7 separate regions of the Mus musculus genome follow, and regions 2, 3, 4, 5, 6 and 7 are each linked to region 1. Evidence: chromatin loops called from intact Hi-C (ENCODE). Cell type or tissue: heart. All regions are shown on one strand.

Region 1 (4,000 bases):
CAGCTCAGTGCGGAGGAGGAGGAGGAAAAGCCAGCCGAGTGAAGGTGCTGCAAAGGGAGGGGGGACGCGAAGGGAGAGGTCTGTGGGGGAACCTAGGGCACCCGAAAGCCCCAGAAGGCTCTGCGGTCGGGGGAGTCTGGGGACTTGCTGTCCAGAGCACGACGGGCAGGGCCCAGTGCTTGCCTGGATGCCCCCTTCTGCAGAGCTCTTCCTGGGCGCTTGGCGGATGCCCACCCAGCACCCCCAGCGCCTCCTCCCTCCCCCGAAGAACCCACCTTGGCCTCATCAGGCTCTCTGGTGAGAACTGAGAATCGGACTCACTTGATGTCTCCTGGAAGCAGAGCAGAATGCTCATGTCCTTGTCGAGTCTCATTTCGTCCATGTCCCCCGTGCACGGTTCAATGGTAGATTCGCTGTCCCCTCAGCAGGGACCTGAAAGACTCCCTGACCCCAGACTTGTCTCTCCTACCCCCTCCCCAAAGCCACTGGAAGGAGCACATACTACCTAGAAGGAAGAAGAGGAGCCTCAGAAGAAAACAAAGTTCTATTTTATTAATTTTCTATGTGTTGTGTTTGTAGTCTTGTCTTAGCTCCGGACGTGAAATACTTCGGTAATAATATTAATATTATTAATAATGATTATGATGATGATGATAATAATAATAAAGATGTGAAAACTCGCAGCTCAGTCACATCCAATCTTTCCCTGTCATCTCCCCCATAGCCCCCAGCCACCCTGTCACCCCTGAGCCTGAACAGCAAAGGCAAGAGCCATGGTCTGCCCCAGGGCCTTCCCAGCCTCCAGCCTCAATTCGGAAGTTACAGTTGAGATAAAAGCAAGGAGCCAAAAGCAGAGGCCAGGGATCGGTCCTCCCAGGCCCCAGCGTTGGTTGTGTCTCTCTGATGCTAAATTCACAATTGCCTCTCCCATTCAGACACGAGATGGAGAAAGCCTTTTTCCCTCTTGTTCTCTAAGCTTGCCTCGGTTGTGAGACTCTGGAGGGATGCCACTTGAGGCCTCCTTGCCCAGAGCTCTGGAGAGACGGAGCTGGGCGGGTCTAGGCGCTCTGCAGTGTTTTTTTCTGTCCTCTTCGAGCCAAGGGCCCTGGCCTTTGGCCCGCCCACATGGCTGTCTCTGCCGGCCTTGGCCCTCGGATCCCCGGCCTATTGCTCCGGAGACTGAAAAATGAGGCCACTGGGCATCTCTCCACAACTCGTCTACAGGCTCCAGGGTGCCTCTTCTCATATTAAGTAGGAGCTCGGTGGCCAGGAAGAGAATGGGAAGCCGGCAGCAGAAGGCTGCAAGGGCCCGACTTTATCTTGCTCTTTGGAGACCCGAGGGCAGGGGTCCAGGTGATGGCGCCTTTAGTCTCACCTTCTCAACCCAAAATGGCTCATTTTCTCTTTACTGCCACCCACACCCGAGCAGCAAGCTTCAGGCCCCGTTTTCTTTTCTTCCTTCTCCCTCTCCCCCCTCCTTTTTTTATTTTTAAAGAAAATAGCCGTCTGGCAGAAGGGGCCCAGCTGCGGAGATCTCTGGCCGCCCAGCGAGCTCAGCAAGGGGCCGCCGGTCTTCCGAACACCTTCCCAGGGAAGGCGGTAAGGCCATGAGCAAATTCTCCAATTATTGGCCACCAGCAACACAAGGCTTTGGATTTGGTCTCTGAATGAGATAGCTGGCATCTGGCGAGCTTGTTAAAGGGGATCTGTTTAAACCCCAAACTCCCGCAGAAGAGTTACCACCAAACCTTAACCGCTCAGACGGTTGTCTCTCTAGTCTTTGGCCGACCGACCATCTTTCTCTTCTAGGGTCCCTGTTTACCTCGGTTCCTAGGCCTAGGCTAAGGATGAGAGGTCAGAAGGAAAAATCCAAACTTCCCAGGGGCCCAGGAGAACGAAGAGCTTCCCTGCCTTTTCCAGCCTCCCTCCAGCCTAGTCCTGCGGCTCTCTCTCGTGTTGTGGACCCGCCGCTGAAGCCTAGCCAAGAAGCAGACCTGGCTGAGCTAACAAAATTCTTATAATTGTTTTTCACACACAACTTATAATCCTTCCCCCCATTTCCTTACCCAAGTTGGGGACTGGCAAAGCCTAAGGAGGGAAGATCAAGCAACTTCATTTTGATTATATTACCCAGAGTTAAAATAATAATGGTGATGATAATGTCAGAGAGGCCACAAATAGAGGGGATAGCCGCACCCTAACGAAGTAGGCAAAAGACTCAAATCCATCTTCCTAAAGGTTCAAGCCTGTGAGTGAGCTGCGGGCCGGGTTTCTTTCTTGGCTTGGCGGTTGCACAGAGCCAGCAAAGAGGTTGCCGAAGCCGCCATGGCGGCCTGCGGCCCGCGCTCCCGTCAATCGCCGGGAGGTGGCGCGCTCTGCTCAGAGGCCAACGTCAACCTTCTCCCTGTTTTTCCCCCTTCTCACTTTCTCCCCCCCTCTCGGAGGCTCGCATTGAATCGGCCCTAACGATTCTCCGATCGTCATTATTTGTAACCATAGAGCATGAATTACCTCTTGAGGTCATCAGTGAGAATTTACGACTGGTCAACAAAAGCACGTGATTCCCTAACGCCCCCCCATCCCCCTTCTAACCCCCCCCATATTTGGCCGCATACATAGCAAAACGAAGTACAGTGCATCGCTATAATTCATTAATACATCATAAATCGTGAAGCACAGGGTTATAACGACCACGATCCACAAATCAAGCCCTCCAAAATCACCCAAATGAGCTCGTACTTTGTAAACTCCTTCTCGGGGCGTTATCCAAATGGCCCGGACTATCAGTTGCTAAATTATGGCAGTGGCAGCTCTCTGAGCGGCTCTTACAGGGATCCCGCTGCCATGCACACCGGCTCTTACGGCTACAATTACAATGGGATGGATCTCAGCGTCAACCGCTCCTCGGCCTCCTCCAGCCACTTTGGGGCGGTGGGCGAGAGCTCGCGCGCCTTCCCCGCGTCCGCCCAGGAACCCCGCTTCAGGCAGGCGACGTCCAGCTGCTCCCTGTCCTCGCCCGAGTCCCTGCCCTGCACTAACGGCGACAGCCACGGCGCCAAGCCCTCTGCTTCGTCCCCTTCCGACCAGGCGACCCCAGCCAGCTCCAGCGCCAATTTCACCGAAATAGACGAGGCCAGCGCGTCCTCTGAGCCCGAGGAAGCGGCGAGCCAGCTAAGCAGCCCCAGCTTGGCTCGAGCACAGCCAGAGCCCATGGCCACCTCTACGGCCGCGCCCGAGGGGCAGACTCCACAGATATTCCCCTGGATGAGGAAGCTTCACATCAGCCACGGTAATTCTCCATCTCTTTTTTGTCCTCTCCGCATTCCTGCCCTGTGTTGGGGGTGGGGGCGAGCAAAGCTTGGCTTTGCCTCAAATATAGATCCCTTTTTTCTTTTCTTTTTTTCTTTTTCTTTCTTTCTTTTTTTTTGCCATCAAGAGGGAAAAGTGTCAGAAAGGGTCCCCACAGCTCCATAGATAGAGCCAAACAGTGTTGTTTTCTGGGCGTAGGCATTTAAAAAAAAAAAAAAAAGGCCAGTTTGTTGCCACGTTCAGCTTAGGTTTTGTTTACCTAGCCAGTCACCGGCTTTAGGATGAAAGATGGGATTTGTGTATTGTGAGGAAGGGTCCTGATTATTACAGAAATTTTGAGACTGCTGCTAGCAAAGGGGGAATGGGCTATAAACGGAGCTTTCTAGGGCAAAAGTGCAGTGGCTCTCTTCCCTCCCGGGCGAGCTGCCGCCTGAACCCAGCCTAGGGTGAGGCACTGGGAAGGAGCCAGAGACAAAGCCGGGAGCATTCACTACCATCAGAAGTGGGGGCTGCTGGAGAAGGGGGGGTATGAAGAAATAGAGGCTGGATGCAGGCATCTGGGGTGAGGAGGATGGGAGCTGCGGTGAGCTGGGTGCTGGGGACGCCTGGGTCCTGCTCCCCGCCCCCTCCCACTCAGTGCCCCCTCCTTTAACCGGAATAACGTTGCCTCGGGGCTCTCCTCTAACTGCTC
Region 2 (4,000 bases), 100 kb after region 1:
CTGCTGTGCTGTTAATAATGTCACAAAGAAATTTGTCAGGGCTGAGGACAGCTGATAACATGCCATCGTTTTGAGTACGACATAAGTCATCTCTCCATGATAGAGCATCGTTTAGGGACAAGTGCAACAATACATTTTCTACATTCGATTTGTGAAACCATTAACACACTGCTCGGTGTTCAAATTTCATATCCCTTTTTCTTTTCCTGTATGTGTGTTGCATGCATTTGTGTGTGTGTGTGTGTGTGTATATATATATATATATATATATATATATATATATATATATGTATATGTTTGTGTGTATATGTGTGTCTGTGCATGTAGGTCAGAGGTCATACCGGGCATCCTCATCTGCTGTTCTCCACCTTTGTTTTTTGAGACTGGGTCTCTCACTTAATTTGGAGGCCATCAACTTGACTAGGCTGGTTGGGCAGGAAACCAGGAGACATCCTCCTGTCTTCACCCCCCCCCAGCCCCTCCAGTGCTGGGGTACAGATGCTGTTCGCGGTGTCTGGCTTTCTGTGGTGCTGAGATTCTGAACTCAAGTCCTCATGCTTGCCCTGTAGGCACTTTGTCCACTAAGCTATCTGGCCAGCCTGGACAAGCATTTAAAAACAAACTGCTTTGTTGGGGGTGTCCTTGACATACAAAAAGCTTTAGGCACTTAATGTATATACAGTTTGATGAGTCTGGAGCTAAGTATTCACCTGGGAGATCATAACTACAATCGACACCATAAACACAGCCACATCTCCAAAACACTATATGCCTTCTAGGGCACTACTTAGAGTAGATTGGCACCAGCGAGACTCTTCTAGAAAGTAGGCTGCCTTCTCTTCTGCATCCTAGACCACAGAATCCAGTTAGGTATCCCTCTGCTGGTTACAAACTCACAATCCTTTCCCTTAGGTTTTCCCAGGGCTGGGATAACAGACCTGAGTGGCCATACCTGGCATCGGCCCTCCCCGCCCTGACCCCCATTTTGAAGAAGAGAAACCGAAGACCAGAGTCAGAGCAAACACACATTCCCACTGTGAGAAGAGCTAAGATTTGAACGAAGGTCTCCTAATTCATAGTCAAACACTTAGAAACCACACCATTGCTCCTGAGGTCTATTCTGGACCCTTTAGCCACAGCTCGGATGGGAAACAGTCTGCCCGCAAAGGTGCCTGATCCAGAGTTCGCTATTCTGCTAGGGTAATGCCTCTGCATTCTGTCTGTCTTGCAAGCTTCAAGTCTAAGCCTCGTCTCACTTCTTGGACTGTTTCAGGCCTAGGTAGGAGAGATGGGTTGCCCTTTGATTCTTCGCTCTTTCAGATGGCTAAGGAGTTCCAAACTCCCTCTGAGAAGCGCTACCACAGAATATGCTTTCCAATGGGAAAAGACATGGGCTCTTCCACCCCAGCCCCAGGAGACACGCCGACAGGCATAGGAGGGGAAAGGACAGTTCCTTGTACTATAAATATTTCTCCAGCGTCTCCCGTAAATCTCCAGCTGTGTCAGTGAGGCAAGGGGAAGAGTTAGAGCCGATTAGAGACCATATTCTCCCAGAGGAGGGCAGGCCTGCCCGTCAACCCATCCCCAATGGGCCTAGGGACCACCTCGGGAGGAAGCTATTCCTGACAGCTTTCCAGGCAGCTCCTGGGCACTGATTCCGGGGCGCCGAGATCTTAGAGAAGGACAGACACTACGTTCCCCTTTACCCCCTGCCCTTTGTGGCGCGGACTCCTGGGTCGTCCAGACTATGCCCTCTTCCGAGGTGAATGGGGGGACCGGCAGGGCACAGAGGGAGAACTGAGACGTGACACAAGCAAACTGCCCGGGCCGGTGGGTGATTTATGAAGTGCTGAAAAGCATCTTCGAAGCTGTCATTTATCTTGCAGCTCTCAGCCTAAATAAACACAGAATCCGCCTAATTATAGTTACAGTAGAAACACAACACCGAACCACCTCGCCGTCACTGCCAGCTCCTCTCCTGCGTGGCTCCGCCACTGGCGTGGACCCCACATCAGCCCACAGCTGCACCCTAGCGGCCGCCGCCGCTGTGCGCCAAAAGCTCCAGGTTCCCAGCCACCGGCTTTGGCTCTGATTCTTGCCAGACTCTCCCCTTTCCTCGCCCCTGTCCCTTGCCAATTCCGTGCTATGTGGCTGCAGCAGGATGGAGGGACTCTAGGCCTGGATTCTCTTTCCCTGACCTCCTTGGAGTTTTCTTGGGTTGTGGGAACCTGGCCTGGCCCAGGGTCTTCTTCACGGACAAATAAACTCTCTCCTTGTGGTTGATCTGGAAAGAAGTTCCGGGTGTCACTTATGGTAGAGAAAAAGACACCCTTTCGTTGCTTGGTGATTTTGTGGAAGTCTCCTCCAGCTTTATGTTCGGTCCTCCCTTTCGCTAGTCTTGTTACTGGGTTTGAATTTGGAACTCCCCCCCCCCCTTTGGTGTATTGGAGGCCTCTTGCCTGGAGATTCACTTCTATGCTGTTCTTCAGAGCAAAGTGGTAAATGCTTAAAAAAGAACTTGGACAATGATGGTCTAGGGCGGTTCTGAATGAAATGTTTATCCACTTAGTCACATGCTCCAATTCAGTCCTTGTACTGGAGAGGCGGGGTGGGGGAGGGGAGATGGGGCAAGGACTCTGTGTGTGTGTGTGTGTGTGTGTGTGTGTGTGTGTGAGAGAGAGAGAGAGAGAGAGAGAGAGAGAGAGAGAGACAGTAAAAGAACCTACTAGTTTTTAATACCCAGAAAAAAACCCAGTCCCCTCAAACTCTGCAACCCCCCCCCCCCAAAAAAAAAACGCTTTCTGCAAAATGAGGATTCTAGAGCCCAAGGCTCTGCATCATCGGACAGCTCATGACGTCATCCTCAGAGTGTTAACTTACACATGTGGGCATATACATTACGCGGGGCGGATAACTCACTCCTAATTTACTGCTGTCTTCTTCTCCGTGTGGAGGATCTTGTTCCTGTCGACAAATTTGGGGATCTAATAACAAAGTAGCGGAAGGATTCATCAGGGCAGGTGTAATCTGAGCTGGCCCCTGGAGGATGTGGGCTGCAGAGACGGGTATAAATAATTATTACCACCCACAAGTTGAGTGGGAACACAGGGAAGGCCTTGAGGAAAGAGAAAGCAGGCCCCGGAGAGGAAGCACAACTCCTGGGAACTCTTGTAGTGTGGGACCCGGAACCCAGGCCTTTACCATGCCAGGGAAACCCTCTACAGTTAATTAAGCCCCACCCTGAAATCCATTTTAAATCCTTGTTTTGGTTACCCCCAAATGAGAAGGTTAGGACGAACTCCCCTCTCCTCTTTCAAGGAAACTACAGCAGTCAAAGCAATGGCCCCATCTGACTGTCCAGGGGTTTGAGCATCTTAACATGAGTTTTGACTTGACTTCCTCTTGGTCTGTGGGTCCTTCCCCTCTTGAAAGAGCAGAATTTCCCCTCCTCAAAAATCTAGACCATTCTCTTAAACCACTCTAAGAATGGCTGGGCTTTCCCTGGGTCCTCAGAGGAGTGTAAGAAAGGAGAGATCCATTTTTTTTTTTTTTTTACCAGTTACGCTACTGCTTATCCATTAAAGTAAGATAAAAATACCTGTTCCCTGCCCAGTTCCCAGAACACCAATTCAAATGAATGAGGATGTAAAAGCTCACGGAAAGAAAATCTCTCCCCAGGTAGTTCCAGATGAAAGAACAGCTCCTTAGCACTTCCAGTGAGTTAGACAATGAGGGCTCTCCTTAGAGCTGGCTGGAGTAATCTCTGCATTTTTTTAAAAATTCCTTTTAAGTAAGAAGGAGGCCTCACTGCTCAGTATGGTTGAGTGACTTTCCTGAAGACACACAGTAAATCACTCTCGAAGATTTGATTCTTTGTCTAATCACCAATAAGTTCTAAGAATATCTGGTGTGCATTATTAACCCTTGGGAGACTAAAATAGGACAAAAGCACACTTGAAAATAACCTATGTAGGGCTGGGGAGATGGCACAGTGAGTAAA
Region 3 (4,000 bases), 230 kb after region 1:
TGTTCACTGTTTCATCCTTATCCCTTGGGCTCAGATCCAGCAGTGGCCTGAAGAAAGTACTATCTCATTCTTTTTTTTTAAAAAAAAAGTGATTTATTATTTATATACATGTGTATGAGCCTGCATCAATTTATATGCATATGCAGGAGCTCGCAGAAACCAGAAGAGGGCGCTATACCCCCTGGAACTGGAGTTACAGGAAGTTGTGAGCCACCATGTGGGTGCTGGGAACTGAGCTCAGGTTTCCTTCAGGAGGGGCAAGCACCATCTCTCCAGCCCATCTCACTCTTTTTCAGCAAAAGATGCTAGAAATGGAACTAGCCTGATCATTTCAAGAGATGTCTTAAGTCATGGAGCATAATAGACCCTGGAATGAACTGGGATTACAAAAAAAAAAAGGTAACAAAATGTGGACTTCTATGTTTTCAAGCAACTTTCCTACTAGAATACTTAAAGCATGGTGATTCCAAGAAGAGAAGTGGCAGATTCCAAGCTACTCTTAGGTATGGGCCGCTTGAGCTTGTTTTCTGTGTTGCAGGGTCAAAATGCCCACAATTCCATGTGATTGTACAGAAAAATACTTCAAAAATTCAGCATATTGATCTGACTAGGCCTGAAATAGTTGTATTATAGTTAGTGAGCATGGAATCCTTGCAAAAAAGAAAAAGATATTTTAAAAGCCATCCCAGCAATGAAGAACCATACATTTGAACCGTGAATGAGGCTGCTTCCTTCCCAGTCACATGTGGAGTGGAATCGCTCCTGTGAGCTCACGTTGCTGGCTGTCATTCAGTATTCTTTGCCTTTGCATGATGATCATGATTTAGAAAGCACGCAGCCTTGGAGTCAGTGGATTAGGGAGGAGCTTTAGAATCAGACAGGGCGGGGTCAAAGCCTCGCTTTCCCACTTCTAGTCACTTCTGAACTTTGGGTAATTTGTCAAGTTGTTTTATTTCTATATCACGGTTTCTTCATCTGTATCCTTTTTGGGATACTAACATGTCCCAGGGGTATACCTGAAGAGCCTAGACTAGAGCCTGTATAAAGTTCAGAATACAGCAAGTTGTTCCATTCAGTATTGTAGCTGACTGTCTCCTGAAAATTAACACATACTGAAATGAAGTTGAATAGCTTACAGTAAGAGTGAAGGACAGAGAATAGAGTGGTCCAAAGAAAGCAACCACAGACCAGTGATTCTGGGTTACGGTTGCCTAGCGGCTAGACTATCAACATATTTGTATTTATCTGTGTACCGCCAAATGCAGGTTCACACAGTTTTTAAAAATTCTGTCAAGATCTCATAAGTAGTGAAAATATTCTAACTCAGCAGGTTCCATTTTGGTACCAGTGAGAACAACAGCAGGCAGTGGGATGTGCTCCAGTAAGGCTGGAACAGCAAATGACAGACTGTAGGTTGCTTTATGTGTGTGTTGTCACATATACAATTATCTCATTGTGTCTGTTGCTGCCAGCCCTTCAGTTTATTAACATCCAGGAGCCCTTATCCAAAAATCTAAGCAGGGTTAAAGATCACAGCATTTTCCAGAAATGACAGGGGCAGGAGCAGAAGAGTTCATACTGCGTGTATCTCTCTGTCTGTCTGTGTCTGTCTGTCTGGATGGATGGATGGCTCTGGCTCTGGCCCTGGCTCTATGTATGCTTTTCTGTCTGTGTCACTCTGTTTCTACCTGTCAGTCTGTCTGTTATGATTGTCTTCCATTCTTTCTTTCCCTTTTTGAAAGAGCTACGCTGATGCTACGCACTGCAGCTCACCCTACTGGCTAAAATGAGAAACTGCACCACAAAGGACCATTTTCTTTAAAAGCGGAGGAGGGGCTACTTTGGAAGACAGTCTTAGCCAGTCCTCTCCAGTTTTCTGCTCGCTGGTTTGGTTCACTTGAGAGTATTATTAATCTGTGCTATCCTTTGGGTTGCTAGATTCACAGGTGTTCCCTAGTGACTGTTCTCTGAGCATCAATTTGCTTCAATTTCTTATTATCTACACCATTCCATTCTTGCACTATTCTTAGTGTGGCCATGTAATTAGTTAGCAGTATTCAGAAGATAGAGAATTTGCACTCAGAACTCAAGCTCAGACTACTTGTCATGGGAGACCTCGGAACAACTTTAAAAAGTGTAATAGATGGAAGCTTGCTCTACCCGGATGACTCTCATCCATTCTGCAGAGTTAATGACATTTGGTACTGTTACACTCACCGCCAGGGCCTTGGAGGCGAGGGGTGAGAGTGGCAGGGAATATTTATACATTGAGTTATGGATAGATAGAGCAGGAGGGAAAAGATGGGCAAGAAGTCAGACTACATAGAACAGAGAAGAATCTGAGACCTTCACTGTCCGTGAATTAATCGCAAGAACCAACCACGCAAGTCCAAATGGATATTTAGGAGTCGGTGAAGCCTCACAGATGTTCTGTGGAAAACACCATACATTTTCTAATGCATGAGTTTGTGCAAAATGGTATATAATTTATACTGCAAGTATTGACAGATTCCCCTCCCGACCCCGACTTTGATGTCACAGGTGTGCTCAGTAATATATTCACGTGTGAATAACGCTTCACGTACCTGGTCACATCCATATACAGCACGTTTCTTTAGATCCAGAGGCTTAGGTGAAGGTTACAAGGTGTCGCCATTTTGGTGGCACTACCAGAGTTCAACTTTGGGAACTGCATTAGTGTTAAATTGGTCTGAGAAAAGCTGGCCATATCAATGCTACCAAGCATGAACGCTAACTGGATTTGGATCAGGAAACTTTATTTATAGCATTTTAGTGAGGATTTATTAGTTTAAAGAGGGAGCCACATGCCTCGTGGGTTCTTAAATATCAAATGGAGCAGGAAGTTCTTGTTCTCTTTTTAATGTCAACAGTCGTAACAGCAAAAAACAAAAACCACCCAAAATGACAATTTCACACTAGTTTCCATTTCTGTATATTATCCAAAGACATGAGAAAAAAAAGTCATAACAAAGCCAGGACGTTTTTTAACCATGTGACACATAGTTGCTTACAGGTGACAAACAGATTTTATGAGAGCACACTCACAATTAATTGGAAGAGAGATAAACGGCAGAGACTTATACCGACATGAGAAAAACTAACGAGCCTTTATATACATCTATTGAGCAGAAAACGTGTCTTTATGTTTTATGTTATTTGTTCTTGTAATTCATTGAAGTTTTTTAAATGCTCAACCTGTTTTCCTGTCTCTTTTCGTCTCTTCGGTAAAATTGTCACCATGCCCTGGCTGTGTCCCCAGATAGCACCTGCAGGTTCAGAACTAGACTGGGTTGTCCAAAGACCTGTAAGGGGAACGTTGTGGTTCATTTTTCTCTGACTCCATTTGGAGTTGAATTAGTAGATGGAAGTTTTTAGCAGTTTAATTCACTCCTCCATAAAGTTTATGGAGCAGCAACAGCTGGTTGAATCCAACGCAGCAAAAGCCAACTTCCAGTGGCCAAGCCATTGTTTCTGAATTAAGGGGGAAAACTCATTAGCCGGTAATGAAAACACAGAATAAAAAACAAACAACACAGAAACCCTGGCAAATAATTACCTTACACCCGATACAGAGCTGTTCTATCTTCCTGCTCCAACCTCAGAAACTCCCAACTTATCACTCTGCAAAGCATGAATGGAATTGAGTCTGGCTCTCAGAAAAGAAGAATAGAGAAATCACCCCCAGGATGGGCCCTCAGCACAGGTGCCCAGTGGAGAACCTGTCATTGAATATACCAAGGAGCGGATGAAGCACCCAATTCTTATGACACTTAGAATCGAGGAACAAATTACCAGCTAATGGCAGGTGAACCCCTGATAGAGTTCCCCTAGATCTTGTTTAGAAATACAAAAGAAAAGGCTGAAGGCGGCGGAGGTGATTAATGGAGATATAGTGTGTTAGAATATATATCTGTAGAGAAATATATTGATTCCGAGTGAGTTGCAGTGGGAAGTGTGTCTCCAGCGGCAGAGGGGCTGG
Region 4 (4,000 bases), 370 kb after region 1:
CCATCTCCCCAGTGCTCAGATTATAGGATTTCACCCTCGCATCTACTAAGAAAGGTCAAGTTCTTCTATCTTAAAAACATTTACTCATGCTGGGCATGGTGGCACACACCTTTAATCCCAGCACTCCAGAGGCAGAGGGAGGCAGATCTCTGTGAGTTCGAGGCCAGTCTGGTCTACAGAGTGAGTCCAGGATAGCCAGGGCTTGTTACTCAGAGAAACCCTGTCTTGAAAAAAATAATTTACTCATTTACCATGTATAAGACCCACGGTTCTGTCAACACCACAAATTAACCCCCCCTTTTTTTTTACATATTTCAAAATACCATGTTGTACATGATAAATATATACAATCCCATTCATTAATTTAAAATTAATTATATATATAAAAAAGAACATCTACAGTCTAGAGATATGGCTCAGGGGTTAAGAGCACTGGCTGCTCTTCCAGAGAACCTGTGTTCAGTTCCCAGAACCTATAAGATGATTCACAGCCATCTGTAACTGCAGCTCCAGGGGATCGAACACCCTCTCTGGCCTTTATATACACCAGACATGCACATGGTACATATGCAGGCAAACACTCAGACATGTAATTTTTTTTTAAACTGGATAAAAAGCATAATCACAATATTCAGTATTTTATACCAGGCCTACATAAGGAGCATAGATCTTAAGGGTTTAGGGTTGTGTTATTGTTACTGATTTTGTTACCATTGTTGTTGTTGTTGTTGTTTAATGTGGCTTTGAACTGACAGTATAGATGAGGACAGCCTTGAACTTCTGATCCTCCTACCTCCGCCTCCAAGTGCTGGGATTACAGGTGTGCTCCACCACAATTAGTTTTATCCAAAGCTGGGGCCCAACCCAGCACGTTGGGCATGCCAGGCAAGCATCCTACCAAGTAGGCTACATCCCCAGGCTAGACCTTAAGACTTATCAGAAATATGTCTTCTCTTATTTCTAGTCTGTAACTGTCAGAGGTAAGCAATGCCTCTCCTGCTGCCACGCACCAATCAGGGTGCTGTCAAGACAGTGACTGGGTTGTAAGCTCTCTGCTCAGGGTTTTACCCATAAAGTTGTACTGCTTTCGGTATTTCAAACAAAGCCAAGTGTTCACTCGTTCTGTTTCCTTCAGCATACCAAAGGTAAACTGACTCTTTTCTGAAGAATGTCAAAAGCCACTGATCTGACAGCCCCAGAGAGGTTATCAGGACCCACGCCTCCAAGACCAGCATGAAACCTGACTTACTGTTAAGCTCTTCCCTCTGTGCCTGCCTGCAGCTCGAGATCAAACACATTCTCAAGGAGGGAACGCTGAGCCCTTGTAGAATCCCCTCCGTCCTACCCCACAATGCACAAGTCCTAGCTGGGACAGACAGAGCACTATGCCGGGAGCTGGGGATAAGAGAAAGGAGGGATAGGGCTGAGAATGAAGGGCTAGTTAGCTCACAGCCCTCCCTAGCCAAGGGCTAGGAGAAGGGAGAAGGAGCCAGGGAAGCCGGTGGAGCTGGGGCTGCCTCCCTCCGTCTAAACCCTGATCTCATACTGCTTCCCTGTGGAGGAATCTCAGAACTGCAGCTTCTCGCTCTGGGCCCCTGCCTGTCACACCCGTCCAGTGTGGTCTCTTGCCTGGGCTGATCTGACAGGTCTTCCCTTACATATATATATATAAGTAAATTTATATTTATATCTCACACACATACATATATACATATATGTGCCTGGGCTGATGTGACAGGTCTTCCCATACATATATATATCTGTATGAATTGATGGGGTGATATTTTTTTTCTTTTTTTTAAGCCCAAAGCCTATGTATGCCTAACAGTGTTCCTTTGGCTCTTCTTCCATAATTACATATACTAGCTTTTACTCTTAAAACTTCCAAATGACTTAACAACATTGCCCCTATTTCCATGGATATTTTTCATTAAGAACAAACCAATGTCCTGGCTAACATAAAGGATTCTTGGTCATCCTTCCTTATAGTTGCCACCCCAACTTCCTGCTTCTCCTTTATGCCTACCCAAGGGTGGCTTAGGCACAAGCATTCACAAGGCTGGCCTTCTTTGTAGAGCATTAGAACCACAAAACACATTTTAGATGACTGACTCTTTTCTTGAGGACTGGGGGGGGGTCTTTAGGACAGAGTCGGAGGGCAGGGAGGGGGCATTGTAGACAGGTTGAGATGCTTTGCGTTAAGAATACAGTCTGAAGAGAGTTGATACTTTTTAGGGGAGGTGAAAAAGAAGGCAGTGGGTTCTTCAGGCAAGCCAGTGGTCTTACCCTGGAGCATTCCCAATCAGAAAATAGACAGGAAGTTGACCACGTGACTCACATTCCATGCAGAACCTGCGAGCCCCTCTCTTCTACTCCTCTCCGCCTTCTGTCAAGACTCCAAGGGTGAAAGCTGTGAGCTGAAGGGGACAGGCCATCAGCAGAGGGTGACTTACAATGAGAAATGAAAATATTTGGATTAGCTATAATGCCAAGCCAGTGGTATTTACAAATTATTAAACTGTCATCCCCACGTGAAATGCGTCTCTTCCTGAATGAAATGTTAAGCTGTTCTTTTGGTTTGTTTCAAACTGTCAGGGCCATTATTTGATGTCCCTTTCTGTTTGTTTATCTTCATTAAGATGTTGAATCAATCATTTTTGCTTTCTCTCTCCACAAGCAGGAGTTGGCACAGAGTCAGGATGAGGGCCAGCCACCCCTCCCCCACCCACCGAGGGCTGTGCAGGTGCCTAGCCCGGTTTGTTCACAGAGGGATCAAAAACATATTTGTTCTCCAGGTTGTGTGGACAGACTGGCAGGGTTTTTTGATAAGAGATAAAAGAAAAGTCTTCAGTCACGGTGAGAAATGACATTTCTATCTGGAACAAGGAGATGCAGTGGATCTCATTCCGGTTTGGAGATCATTTTCCGGAGTAGCATCCTGACAGCTCACAGTGGGGTGGAAACACGGAGGTGGGGTTTGAAGTGGGAGACAGAACTCAGAGCAGGCAGGAAGCAAAAAATGGAGAGCCCTGGACCTTGTCCTGTGACAGATGTCAATGCTGCTCTCTTGAGTGTTCTAAATGTGGCATTTCAGTATCCAAGATGGTAGAGCGTGATTCACCAGGGTTGCGGGCGGTTTACTGTCAGAGGGACCAGTTGCATTTCTCTTTATACAGAGATCCAGCTAGCCCATTGATGCTGTGTAAGGACTGCGGGGGGGGGGGGGGGCGCAGAGGGGTGTCTCTGCCATGTGACCCACTCTCTCCTGCTTAGCAATCCCTTTTGAGGATTTCAGACCAGCTAACCAGGGTTAGAGAAGCAGTCAGCTAGACATAAAAGAGAACTGTGCACACCAGCTGGCCTATCTAGGGATAACACCTGTAACCTTGGTCTCATTAGCCCTGTGCTCTCTCCACCTGAGCTATCTGGCCCACGCAACTTAATCAACTGGGCAAATGAGAAACACAGAAAGAGGAAATCAGTTTATCGCACGATTTAAGAACCTGGCAAACAAAGTACTTTTACTTTTAAACCCAAACTACTCTAGGCAGGCATGGAGTACTTAAACCTAGCACTCAGTGGGCTGAGGCAGGAGGATGGCCACAAGTCTGAGACCAACCTGAACATAAAGTGAGTGTGAGGCCAGCCTGGGCTACATAGTGAGAGTTTGTCTCAAAATCTGAATGAGATGGGAATCACAGCCCAAACAATCTAACAGTCCAATCTAAGAGTCTAGCAAATTTCTTGTATTTTAAATCACATTGTTTTCCTTTTTTGTTGTTTTTTTTTTCTTGTTTTCATTTTCAGAGAAAGGGTCTCATTTAACCTAGTCTGGCCTCATACCCAATATGTTCCTTAGTCTGACGTTCAGCTCCTGATCCCCCTGCCTTCAAGTCCCAAGTGTTTGAGACTTGGGTACCACCATACCCGACTCTAGACCACAGGTTTCTGGTCTGGAATAGAATTCTTCTAGTATTACTCTAATACCTCTTACTGACTG
Region 5 (4,000 bases), 560 kb after region 1:
GTTCCTTAGCAGAGATTCAAGAACTTCACTGTCCCCAGCAAAGAGGGAGATTCCAAGAGAGGAGGACATACACAGTGCGGGGTGGACATTTTGGAGGAGGCTTTATGCCCAGAGAGACAGTCTGAGTATCCCGAGTCCCCCCTCATGTGTTGGCATCACGTGTGCACATTGGCACAGATACGGGCACACACTGGACTGAGATGTTTTTTCTTGGTAGTAGGAGCACACACACATACACACACCTGACAGCTTTGTCACATCAGCAAATGGGATGGGGTGCTGAGAACACACCCCATCAAAACCAGCATCACAAGTTTATTACGGTGTCAAGTGTCTGAGCACAGGCGTGGTTGAGCCTGGGCCCAGTCTCTGCCTGCCTGATGGCGCGGTGAGGAGGCACTATTACTGTGGCCTGATATGGCTTAGGGGAGGCAGGGGCTACCGCCTCACCCACAGTTGGACAGGCTTGGGAGGCAGCCAGCTGGGTTGCAGCCCTCTGGACCTGCCCTAGCCTCCAAAACCTCATCTCATTAAAGAAGAGGCAAGCTGCTGCCATCTAGTGGCCAGGGCTGGAGAGGCGCCCTTGTCGACCTCCAATCACTGACATTCTCAAATATTTCTCCCAACCTCCTACTCTCACTTCAGGTTCTTCAGTCAGCCAAGGAACAGATTAAATGGTCGCTATTGAAATGAAGACCTTGGAATCAAGGCTCCTTCCCCAGAGAACTTTTGCCAGTCCCCGCGTAAGCCCCAAGATCTCAAGACGCAAGAGAGACCACTCTGCCTTCTCAGGCCTCTCTCAGAACTGATCCCTGAGGTCTCCTGCCAGGGATTCTGAGACGCAAAAGCTTGACCCCAGCTCCCTCACCCCTACTCAGCATCCTAACCTGGCCTTGGGGCCATGGGAACCAGCAAAGTTGCCTCCCCTCGGACCTCTGACATCCTCAGTCCTAGGCCTTAATAAACTTACATTTTTCCCCCCCAAAGACCTCCTTTCTTGACTTTGAAGTGTGTGTGTGTGTGTGTGTGTGTGTGTGTGTGTGTGTGGTGTACGTGCGCGTGTACACTACACCTGTGAATGAGGTCAGAGTGGGTCAAGGGAAAGGGTTGTGTTTAACACGAGGGGTGCAACACTGATACCCTGGTGTTGCATGAGTAGTTGAGCGGTTAAACACGACGGTGTGGCATGGTAAGAGTCATAGTAACAGGAATAATATTCTTCCAGGAAAAGGAGAGTGAAGATGGCTTCTCCATTTTGTCTGTGCAGTACCCACAGGGAGGCTCCGCTAGGGATTCCTTGAGTCGTTTTTTCCATTCTAGGCTCCAGAAAGGAAGGGAGTCAGGCTTACTCTGACAAACCCAGGAACTGTTTGGCTATTTTTCTTGGCGCGCCTGGGACCGCGGAATTCTTATCTTGGCATAGATCCTGGGCAGTAGAGCTCTATAATTTGCTGTCTCTATCTGGGGGCGAGAAGGCACCGAGTGGTGGCCACTGCGCGTGTGTGTAGAGCATCCGTGTACCTACGAGGAGGCGAAGGACGGGGGTCGGGGGAGGGACGGACAGGGGTGTCTAGAGAGGCGACAGACGGAAGGAGATTCACGGCGACACATCTCAAGGATGGAGATGAATAAACTTTCTGAGCATCCCGAACCCCCTTCCTACCCTAGTCCCAATCTCTGAACTTTCTCTCGGTTTTTCCTGTGACCCATACGCTTTCGGCGTCTCCACGCCGCGGACTCTTCTTTGGCAGCGTGGGGTGTCATCTTCTTGGATCCCTGGAGGTTTTCAGCGGCTCCCACGCTCCGCCCCGGCCCCGCCTCTCACAGGAGCATCGCGCAGCAGGAAGCTCCGCCCCCTCACCACATCCGTGGTCCTAGAGCGCCACCTGGAGGTACTACGGGCACACCTCAGGGTCCTGGGCCTCGATAACTCCGCCCCTGAGGTGGAACCGACCCTCCTCCCGGTGTTTCTCACTGATCTCTGACACCAGAGCCAGTGCGTTGCCCTGGCAACCATCACGCGTGACTTCCCGCGACTTCTCTCCCAACGCAGAGCTTTTTGGCAGCCGCCGTAATAAAAATAGTGGTGAGCCTTGGATCTTAATAAAAGCCTGTCCCGGTGGTTGTCATTTCCAGGCCGTGAGTGTGGGAGATCAGCCTAGGTTGCGTGAGACACTATCTCAAAACAAAACAAAACAAAACAAAACAAAACAGATATTTATACTGAATTTGACTACGTCTGTAATTAGAGAACTCTACGAAGATACGGGGATGATTATCTACTCATTGTAAACGCTTACTATAGTGTCTTTCTAGAGTCGCTGTGCACACAGCCCAGAGTTGCAAAAAGGCAATCCTGAGAGAGGGGGAAGGTGGCACAATAAAATTGTGCAGTTCAGGGGCCAGTGTGGTGACGGAAAAGACATTCTTTGGATTATTTCTCAAATATTCAGCCACCCGTAGCACTTGGCTCCACCATGGATGGAGCCAAGGCCCGGAGGAGTAAACTGCCTCCTGGCAACCCGGCCTGACCTGACTTGGTCCTGCAATTTCAGTTGTGCGAGGACGGGAATGGGAAGCATCAGGCAGAAGCTAGGAGCTCCAGGAAGGCTGGCTCACACAACTCTCTGAACTACACGATACTGTCCACATTCTATTAAGGGATACACCGAGACCCTGAAAGTTTCGAATATACAAGTATATCGCAGCTTCCGCTCGATAGGGGATAGAAAACTCCTCATTATACTACAATATCTGAATTCCTTACTCGCACTTGGTCCTCACAGGGTGTGGAACACACAAGCCTATAATCTCGTCTCTTGAGAGGTGGAGGCTGGAGAATCAGAAGTTGAAAGTCATTTTCTAACTATTTACTGTGTTTGAGACCAGCCTAGGCTACAGATGGTTAAAGGTAACAAGAAAGTGTTCCTTGACTTGCTATGGCTAAAGGCTACTACCCTGATCCCATAGGGAGGGATTAGCAAAGCAGCGACTGGGGGGTTGCGTTGAGCTGAGCTCCCATAGTGGTGATGACCCCAAGTCTGCAGGTCCAGTCTTCTGGCTATTGCGTCTCCCTGCCCCCCTCGCTTTCTGCATCCAGGTGGAGCCGCCTAGACAGCAGGCCTGGCTGACAGCCCGGAGCCCTGGCCGCTGCACCAGCTTTTCCGAGATGAGAGCCTCATCATCGTGGCCACTGGCCGGAGCCTGAGGGATTTCGGGAAGGGCGTCCGCAGTTCTGAGCCAGGGCTTGCCTTCCCGAGTCTGCCCACCCCTGGCATCCTTCCTTGTCTTGCCCATCGCACCCAGCAGCTTCGAAGAGTGTGCGGGAAAGGATCCTTAGGGCCACTCTTTTCCCTGCAACAGAGTAAGAACCGGATCAGAAATCAAGACCTCAGGAATGTGGGCTCACCCAGCCCGAGGGCACAGGAGGAAATACAAACTCAAGAACTTGTTAACTTATTACAGGGACGTGCCAGACACAACACACACCACACACACACACACACACACACACACACACACACACACACACACACACACACACAGAGGCACGCTCCTCCTGCTTTCCTCCAATTGGCTGGCAAGAAAGGCAGGGCATGTGGGATTGGTTCTCACCCCGACACTGATGGATGGCTCCCTGTGACTGGATCATTGTCGGCTGTCAGGAGGAGTGGGAGGCGACACCCGTGCTCTTCTCAGGGCCTCAAACATTGGTAGAGCCAGCCAGGCCTGGAGAGAGAAATGGGCAGAGCAGCCTGCCCAAAGGTCCGAGTTTCTTTGCCCTCAACCTCTTTGAAACACACTGTGAAGCGATGTGCTTTCTGGAGGCTGAGACAGGAAGAGAGCCACGAATTTGATGCTATTCTGGACTACATAGCAAAACAGCGCCTGTCTCAAAATAAGTAAAGCAGAAACTGTTATTAGATTATGGGGAGGAATTAGTTCTGAGCTCTTAGTACAGTAGAGCTCTTTAATGGGAACCCTGGCGAGGGGAATAATT
Region 6 (4,000 bases), 250 kb after region 1:
GCAGAGGAGATTGTTTACACAATGCCTGGAGTATTTTTTGTTTCTCTCCAAATTCTAAACTCATCAACAAGTAACAAGTTTAATAGTGATGACTTCCTCGTACAATAAATAACTATTAAGGACGCCAGTGTGGTCACTTGGGTGGTGGCAGACTCACAGGGTTTCAGTTGCTACTGCATGGTGTTGTGCGTGCTTGTGTAGACACCAATCAGAAGCAGGGAAGGCTCATGTCTCCACAGGCTGTTGATTGCAGAATCTCATACACCATGCCTAATTGTCTTGTTCTCAGAGTCTGTGAATGCAGTGTGGCTCAACATAGCACTTGCTTTGCAGAGACAGTCTCACCACCCCGGGGTTTGTTATTGCGCCCATGGCAATCATGTTTAGAATTCTAAAACCCTCAGTATCATCTTAACGACTAGACTGTCCTTCTCCAAGTTCCACATTGGCCATTTTTACTTCCAAGTCTAATATTCACATACATTTAGAAAAATTTAGTTTGAGCACAAATGACTCCCCAAGGTCATATATACATACACATACATACACACATGCATATATACATATATTCAGCTCTTCATACTTTTGGCAGTCATTGCTTCCCTGTTAGCCATAAATTCTTTTGACCTAAGATTCAAGCAGTAAAAACAAAATTTCTTTGGTCTGGACATATAGCTCAGGGATAGAGCCTTTGCCTAGAGTGTATGAGGCCCTGGGTTTGATCTCTAGCACAGTGAGGGAGAGAGAGACAGAGACAATAGAGAGACAGAGAGAGAGAGACGGAGAGACAGGGAGAGAGAGACAGAGACAGAGATCAGTTAACTAGTACTGAAACTCTGGCTAGACCATAATATTATGGTGGACTAGGCAAAGATGGTTGAATTCACAAACTCTGTTCCCTGTCTGCTCTAGCCTGCTTTTCAGATTCTAGAATCCACGCCCCCCTCCTGCCCATTTTAATGTTGTGCCCTAAGGGACTTGAGCCCAAATACGCTAGCAAGAAATAGATCCTATTAGGCAGAATAGGATCTCTGGCTTGTAAAATATTGGGATTTTTTAGGGGAAATTGTTTATTCAGGGGACATTTGCAGATTTTTTTAAAAAGTGTTAGCCTGTAACTTACATGGCACTGCATATTTTCATAGAATGACTTGGAATGTAGGCACAATTTTATAATTATGTCATTTCACAATGAAGCCTTGGATTTTATTCTATTAACATGGGGTTAACTGCTGTCACGTGCTCGCCTCTCTGCAGACAATCACTGTCATCCCAGAAAGACATTCTCCAACACCCAGCAACAGACTGAAACCTAGAGACTGTCAGAGCTCAGGGTGGGGGGTATCTGGGTTATCTAATGTAGCCCATCTAATGAATTCACATCATTCTTGCTAATATCTCATTTAATTAATTATCAAATATAGCCATTACAGTTTGGGTCTTTCCTTTGCAGGACATCTTTCCCGCCCAACTATTATTGGTAATTTATCCTTCATGTCTTCCCTAAACTTTCCCTTCCTTGGTTTCAGGCCATTGCTCTTTTCTATACCATCTTCTGAGACTGAATAATTCCCCTAATTCATTTATAGTGTTACCTTTAGAAGGTATTAAAGACAGCGAACATTTATCCCCAGAGTCTTCCCTTTTCCAAACTGCATAAATTTCAGTTCTAGCAGGCCTTACCTTCCTCTGCCCTGTCATACCCTCCAGTCACTGTGTATTTATCACATGCCTTGATATTTTCCATTCCAAGGGGATCACCTCACCAAGAGAGCTGCCTTTCGGAGAGGGGAGGGCTGGAGAGTAAAATCTTACATTAAGCACTAGAAGCCGGAGCGTTGTTTTGATGTTGGCGCCGGCGATCATCTGGAGAGCACACTCGTACAGCGTGTGCTGTGGCATATGCTGCGATATATGTATATTTTAATGCCTTAATGTATTATGGCCTGTTGTAATTGAATGTCTATAAAGTAGCAGTTAAAGGATTTTATAGACCTTGGAAAGGATCGGAATTCTCTAGCGCCCTCTTGTGGTAAAATACAATAACGCTCCGAGCATTCTTGGATGTATTTTGCCGAATTTAGTGCAGGGGGTGGGGGTTTGGGGGTGCTATGAATTTTACGTTTTAAACACTGAATATAAGAAATGGATTAGAGAACTAAAAATTTCACACACACGCATGCATATTAATATTTAAAATATTTCTTCTTTTTGGAGAAATTTATTTTCTTTTGACTGCTTTGAACCTCAAAAGATAGTACTTTCTTAGAGCTGTCTTTTCTGTGTGTCCTATTATATAAGTTAAGGGGGGACATACAAAACCAACCATAATTATAAGAATTTTATATTCTTCAGTGATATTGAGGGAAGACTTAGATATGATTTTTAAAATCCAATTTACAGCTATTTTTTTCCATGTCAATTTTAAAGGGAAGTGGTTAGTATTCCTAACATATGTCATTTAATCCTATCTACATTTTCTCTCCTATATTAAATTTATCATTTCGAGGTTATAGTTGTCATATGCTCTTCTCAACCCACACATTTCAAATGTTTATAAATCCTTAGTAAACGGCAGGCAGCCCCAAGGGCAGGTGTATATTTCTATGAGCAACATAAAATTATATTTGTTTCAGAAGATACCACCGCAAGTAGCATATGCCTTAGATCGCTCAATCTCTAGCAAAAACACCAGCTACAACTTGCCAGATAAAAACAGACGCTGTCCTTGGGCTCGTTTGAATTAGCGGCATTTTTTAAAAGCCCTTTGTAGAGACTTGAGGAGTGGTGAAGTCAGCTCCCTCTATGCTCAGGCCACTTTGTAATGGGCCCTTGTCACATGGGACCCCATGTGACAGCTAGGGAGGACACGCTTTGTAAGATCAAGCGTTGGACTGCTCTTTAGGAGAGAATATTGACTCTGGTCCACAAGGGAACTGGCAGAAGATGGCCCAGGCATGGCAGGGTGAAGGGGGTTGGTCACAGGCGATATGAGTGAGAACATTTTGACTAATTTTTCTTTTTCACCCTCCCCCCCTACCAAGAGATGATAATTATTTTTCAAAGCAATAGAAATCAGTTCACCTTTATTACATAGTGGGCTTCCCCTTTGAGATACATGAACACAGAGCTAACTTTGATTTCTTGGGGTTTTGTGCTGTGTAGGTTTGGGTTTTAGACTGGCATTTCCTCTGAGCCCTGGAAAGTAAAACTGAACAAACCTATTAAAGGTGTTTTGCTATTTGGTAGCAAAACGTTTGCGGCTCTTCATAGTAACAATCTCATGTTCGCACGTGGATTAGCAGTACTTTGATATTACGTTTTGAGGTTTATCAATAATCAGGTCAGTTGGCCCTCTTTACCCTGGCTCTGTGGTCAAGGTCAAGTTTCTTGCTTCCTCCTGGGCCTGATTGTTTTTCTTGTAAAGGCAGCATTTCCCATGAGACATTTAAATTGTAACTTTGTACAGTTTTGTATAAGAACTTGAACAGTGCTACCTGAGCAGAGGGCCAAAGAGCAGCCTCTCTTTCCACCTGTGGCACTTGCTACCGTGTTCATATTGATCTGTTTGGTCGTCCACGACAGTCACTGCTCTTACATATTTCCCGGCTTCTGGTTTTAAATCAAATATAAGCAATGCTTTCTGAAGTGGTGCACATCCTTTCTTCCAGAAAAGAGTCTTTCTAGAGTACTTTTTTTTTTTCAAGCAGAATTTATTAAGCAGTTTAAGGTTTTATGTTGTTTCATTTAGTTTTAAAATTAGGAAGAACAGAGCGATCCGTTTCTTGGAGAATCATAAGGAATAACAGTATACCACAGAAACTGTTGGCAGAAGTTTGCCTCACACTCTGAGGAGGTGTCAGGGTCTGCTGAGGTGTGGGGGCCAAAACTGACAGAGAGAAGAGATTTTCCTAGGAAACTGTCAGAGTTCTTGCGAAGCATCTTACTCTAAATAACCACTGTGGGCGCTTAACGTAGCATTGAAACAAAGTTAGGCAGC
Region 7 (4,000 bases), 320 kb after region 1:
TACTGTCCATCTCACCTTAGGGGTTAATATTAATACAATGATATCAGCCAAACCAAGCCTGGACAAGGAAGCGGGAACCCTGGTCAGGAGAAAGGCACGTGACTTTCTCAGCCAGCGCAGGAATCAAACAGCCGATCCTCATTCTTCATAAAGAGAAAAATGGCTAAATGACCGAAAATAGGGGTTTGGTTTGGTTTCATTTTTATTTTAATGGAAACTTGCACAAGCTAACAGACTGTGCAGTTGGGAAGAGTCTAATAAAAGAAGCAGTTCTGAGCTGCCAGGGCAACATCCCACTGGTCTCAAAGTTTGCCCTTGGGCAGGAGCAACTTCCTACGCGATTTTCTCTCTAGTTGGAGAAAAGAATGAACAGGTTACACGGCGGGGCGGTCAACGTGGTGCCTGAGTAACCCATACCGTTGGTGACAACAGCGCCAGAAGAAAATAAAATGTGGGAACAGTGTGTTGGAAATCATTTGGGGCTTTGCGCCTTTCCTGAATTCACAGTCACCACATACCACTGTTTTGTGACTCTTACTAATAAAAGACCCCCTGTTTGCTAGACATAAAACTTGATTTTAGAGTCTTTGGGGCTTCAGTGTGAACTCACTTTTCAAATTAAAGCAAGGCACAGGTACTTTTCCTCTTTATCAGATTGGGATCCATTAAATCCCACTACAGGCAAAGCTTGTGTGTGTGCTCACGCACGCATATTGTTTGGGATAGCTGGAGAGAAGAGCCACTTTTCACATCACTCACCAGAGCTGTTGCCCCCCCCCCTCCGCCCGCCCACCCCCAGTAGAGCCATGTTTTTTAGCAGGATTCCTGTGGGAGACCTGTTTGTGAAAGTGGCATTTGCAATTCACACTGCAGGTCCCTGTGCCAGCTTCAGAAAGCCAAGCAGATGTTTCCTCCTTTCCCCCGCAGCATAGCTCATCACTTATCCCAGGAGGAAAATCAGAAGAGGCTGGGACAAATGCAATTCTGTCAGTCACAGCCACAGGAAAATGGAGAGAGAGAGAGAGAGAGAGAGAGAGAGAGAGAGAGAGAGAGAGAGAGAGAGAGAGAGATTGGATTAAATGTGACTTTGAATTGGGCTTTATTTAAAGGTAGAATGACTGATTCATCGACAGGAAATTTTATCCTCCACCTAAAGCGCCTTTTCTTGCCCCCTCTTTTTTTTAACTCAGCCTTGCCTGGCCGACTTTGACATCTCTGATGGCTCTCTCTGGAGGACAAGTCCCTATGTTCTTTCAGTTTTGTTTCAGCTAAATAGGCTGTGTGAGACCGAGCTTAGCTCTTGGGTTATTTGTGCAAGAACAATGAGGTCGGAAGTTATTTCTTTAGCCACACACCCAAACACATGCATACAAAAGAAAAAAAAACAGACAAATGAAATGTATTTGGGGTTTCATATTACACAGTAACAGGGTCAGGAAATTCTACTCACTAAGCGGGTAATGCATAGGACGAAACAATTTTGCATGGAGCCTGAACTAACATTAGGTGAGATATTCTGCTCTGTGATTTTCTTTTTATTTTTCTAAGCAAGAAATTAAATGCTTCAGAAAATAAAAATATAAGCAATTTAAAACAATTTCTGTTAAGTCTGGACATATATTAAATGTAACCTTGACTAATTGGAGTCTAGAGTCAGATTCTTAAGACAGTTAATTTTTTTACTGATACAACAATGTCTCTGCTTACACTGACACCCTTCAGCCCCAGGCCCTAGGCTGGTGGAAGGACTGCTGACTGAGAAGGTTCCCTGCGGGTACAGGTCTCTGTCTCCCTTTCGGATACTCATTTGCTGTCTTCGCTTGCTCTGTGCAAATGCAAGAGTAGTGTCTGTGTTTCACAAAAAGAATGCATGTTAAAAAGAACTAATGGTCCCACTGTCCATCAGGCTGGGCAGAGATGGAGGTCATCTGGCGGTCAAAACCAAATAATTTCAGCCTGTGCCGAAAGCCCCGAAGCTGTTGACTTGGTGGCAAGAGTTCACCCGCCTCTTGTTGCTTCTGTATCCCCTGAAACCTGGGAGTTTTAATTTTGGCGACAAGAACGGACATATTTTCTCCCTGGCAACTGTGTGTGCACAGTGCTCGCCATTCAGAGTTTGCTCAGGTTAGCTGGGCTGAAGTATACAACTCCTGGATCCACGCCAGCCCTAAATAGACAAAAGGCTGCATTCTGCAATAAGATTCTCCCAAAATATTGGAAGAGGTTGACTATATGTGCATGTTTGAAATTCATTGTTAGGCAGAAATTCTTAACTTCTGTTCTTTTAAAGAGACCCCGTGTTCTTCTACAGGTACAGATTTTAAAGTGACTTCCGAGTTTCCACATTCATAGGGAACAGATGGGAATGGAAGTGGCTCCAGAGTGCTGACAGCTCCATTAAAAATCCTTTAAAATCCATACTCCATAAATCGGAACCACACATTGGATGTAGTCACAGCCCTTTCAGAATGCCCTGCACCCTGCTTGTGAATAGCGCCACCTGCTGGCTGTTGGTGAAAGCTCTTTGCTGATGAACCAGTCTAAAAGTCAGTATTAGATACAATTTAACTGTTTTTAAACCTCTGGAGACTTAAAAGGTTCAAAAAATCATTTAGCCTCATTATTTTAGAACATCTTAGCTACAATTAATTTACAAAAAATATTGTAGGCATTAAAAGGAAAGCACAGGGAATATTGTTTAGATTCTAAAGTATTCTAAAATTGCATCAAATCTGATTATCTTTTAGCTTCAATTTCTCATGCTCCTCTGGCAGATTTCAAAGTCACGAAGTATCTGGATCTTCCAGACTGGGTTTTATTTCTTCTGCTTCTCTTCTACTGACTTTCTAAAGAAGTACATATGTGCAATGAAATATCTAGATATGGAAAAGGAGGAAGGGCAGGAAGGCAGGAGAAAGCCACAGCTGAATGGTTAAGTGTCAGCTTTAAGGATTACGTCTGTGATTGAGGGATTTACCACTCTTATTTTGGCATTGACTCATAAAACATATGTTCACAAAATCTGTTTTATGGGCTTTTTAACAGGGTAAGAAATTTTAAGTGTTCAAAGAAAAGGAAAATCAATCCTTCCTGCTGTTAGGTTGTAATATCTATGCTTTCTTTTAATTGTTCCAGTCTTTGCTCATCACACAAAAATATACAATAATACTTTATAATAAAATAAACTAAAAACATAATGCCACTATTGTACAATACAGTAAATGTTCAAATTTCATGAATTAAAGTCATTCAAAATTGGGTTTCTACCCCACCCACAAATGTGCTTTTATTCTGAAGTTGTGCTGTTGGAGTTTTCTGTTATTCTTAAAACTATAACCTGGTCCTATTTTAATGTATATCTTTAGCCAGGCCACTTTTATGATCCCTTTAAACTCTTAGAAACGTGCTGGTTTGGTGTGAGCCTTAGCCAGTGATTGGGGCTGTCCAGCAGGCACATAGGTCTCTCTGAGCCACCGGAATGAAAGACTAAACACCTGCACTCCTCTCCCCATCTTCCTCATACGAAGTCACACCCTAACATCTTTAGATGTCGCTAGCACTTGTGTTCAGTAGTTGAGGCAATTAGAAGCCTCAAAGTCTTTGATAAGAAGGAGCCCATGGCTGTAGTGTCATGGCTTGGTGCTGAGGTTTGCCTACTCTCTGAAGAAGAATGAAATTGAGCTTTTCTGAAGAGAATAATGACCCCCAGGGATTTTTCTCTGCCTGGGGGAGATCCTGTGGAATTTTCCAATATTTTTTCATTGTGTGTATGGTAACCTGGCACACATCTGTAAATCCCAGCATTCTATAGAGCTCTAGGGCAAGATGAACAACTGTGAGTTCCAGCCTGGCTACATGGCCAGACTCAGTATCCGAAACAAAACAAACAAGAGAAGGGGAACAAGGAAGAAAAAATCTCCCCTTAATTTAGAAGTCTGGATTCAGGGTGACTCCCGTTTATCCCTCCAGCCTGTGCCGCTCTATCACTACCTTTCCGCCT

What was found. Hi-C counts contacts between places; a loop is a spot of excess contacts. Peaks named below come from ENCODE experiments on the same cell type or tissue, not always from the same donor. Only the 100,000 strongest peaks of a DNase experiment are listed, where the experiment ranks them.
Region 2: a loop joins it to region 1, with 7 times the contacts of the local background. A loop is called at or near these places in 13 of 42 quality-filtered maps.
Region 3: it touches region 1 in a loop (4-fold over the local background); 24 of 42 quality-filtered maps call a loop at or near these places.
Region 4: it touches region 1 in a loop (2.8-fold over the local background); 4 of 42 quality-filtered maps call a loop at or near these places.
Region 5: a loop joins it to region 1, with 4 times the contacts of the local background. A loop is called at or near these places in 10 of 42 quality-filtered maps.
Region 6: it touches region 1 in a loop (3-fold over the local background); 23 of 42 quality-filtered maps call a loop at or near these places.
Region 7: a loop joins it to region 1, with 2.7 times the contacts of the local background. A loop is called at or near these places in 4 of 42 quality-filtered maps.

Annotation. Positions count from the first base shown.
Region 1 is chr11:96,300,887-96,304,886 of GRCm38, forward strand. Hoxb6 (homeobox B6) reads left to right here. Exons shown (of 2, transcript NM_008269.2): 2 at 1-683. The coding sequence ends at 42. Hoxb5 (homeobox B5) reads left to right here and starts at 2,626. Exons shown (of 2, transcript NM_008268.2): 1 at 2,626-3,289. The coding sequence starts at 2,728. The region is part of intron 1 of Hoxb5os (homeobox B5 and homeobox B6, opposite strand); the gene reads right to left. In heart, a CTCF peak has its summit at 2,367 (motif pointing right); DNase peaks (open chromatin) are centred at 1,175 and 2,385; H3K4me3 peaks cover 2,094 bases; H3K27ac peaks cover 957 bases; H3K27me3 peaks cover 4,000 bases.
Region 2 is chr11:96,405,874-96,409,873 of GRCm38, forward strand. No RefSeq gene overlaps it. Among named protein-coding and RNA genes, the nearest start is that of Hoxb1, 42 kb to the left of the region's middle. In heart, a CTCF peak has its summit at 2,036; DNase peaks (open chromatin) are centred at 1,528 and 2,038; H3K4me3 peaks cover 1,018 bases; H3K27ac peaks cover 941 bases; H3K27me3 peaks cover 3,832 bases.
Region 3 is chr11:96,534,585-96,538,584 of GRCm38, forward strand. The region is part of intron 3 of Skap1 (src family associated phosphoprotein 1); the gene reads left to right. All of the region lies in intron 2 of Gm38960 (a long non-coding RNA gene), which reads right to left. Among named protein-coding and RNA genes, the nearest start is that of Gm38960, 3.5 kb to the right of the region's middle. In heart, CTCF peaks have their summits at 158 (motif pointing right) and 1,784; no DNase peak of the experiment used is centred here; H3K27me3 peaks cover 3,445 bases.
Region 4 is chr11:96,672,474-96,676,473 of GRCm38, forward strand. The region is part of intron 4 of Skap1 (src family associated phosphoprotein 1); the gene reads left to right. Among named protein-coding and RNA genes, the nearest start is that of Snx11, 100 kb to the right of the region's middle. In heart, a CTCF peak has its summit at 1,550; no DNase peak of the experiment used is centred here; H3K4me3 peaks cover 332 bases; H3K27ac peaks cover 378 bases; H3K27me3 peaks cover 73 bases.
Region 5 is chr11:96,860,218-96,864,217 of GRCm38, forward strand. It overlaps Copz2 (coatomer protein complex, subunit zeta 2), which reads left to right. Exons shown (of 9, transcript NM_019877.2): 9 at 646-986. The coding sequence ends at 693. Gm11523 (a long non-coding RNA gene) reads right to left here. Exons shown (of 4, transcript XR_880183.2): 3 at 3,616-3,888; 4 at 2,225-3,354. Among named protein-coding and RNA genes, the nearest start is that of Mir152, 12 kb to the left of the region's middle. In heart, a CTCF peak has its summit at 1,894 (motif pointing left); DNase peaks (open chromatin) are centred at 484, 1,414, 1,814 and 3,114; H3K4me3 peaks cover 2,664 bases; H3K27ac peaks cover 1,404 bases; H3K27me3 peaks cover 884 bases.
Region 6 is chr11:96,551,325-96,555,324 of GRCm38, forward strand. The region is part of intron 4 of Skap1 (src family associated phosphoprotein 1); the gene reads left to right. Among named protein-coding and RNA genes, the nearest start is that of Gm38960, 13 kb to the left of the region's middle. In heart, CTCF peaks have their summits at 2,031 (motif pointing left) and 2,241; no DNase peak of the experiment used is centred here; H3K4me3 peaks cover 296 bases; H3K27me3 peaks cover 3,035 bases.
Region 7 is chr11:96,618,896-96,622,895 of GRCm38, forward strand. The region is part of intron 4 of Skap1 (src family associated phosphoprotein 1); the gene reads left to right. Among named protein-coding and RNA genes, the nearest start is that of Gm38960, 81 kb to the left of the region's middle. In heart, CTCF peaks have their summits at 2,499 (motif pointing left) and 2,717; no DNase peak of the experiment used is centred here; H3K27me3 peaks cover 2,791 bases.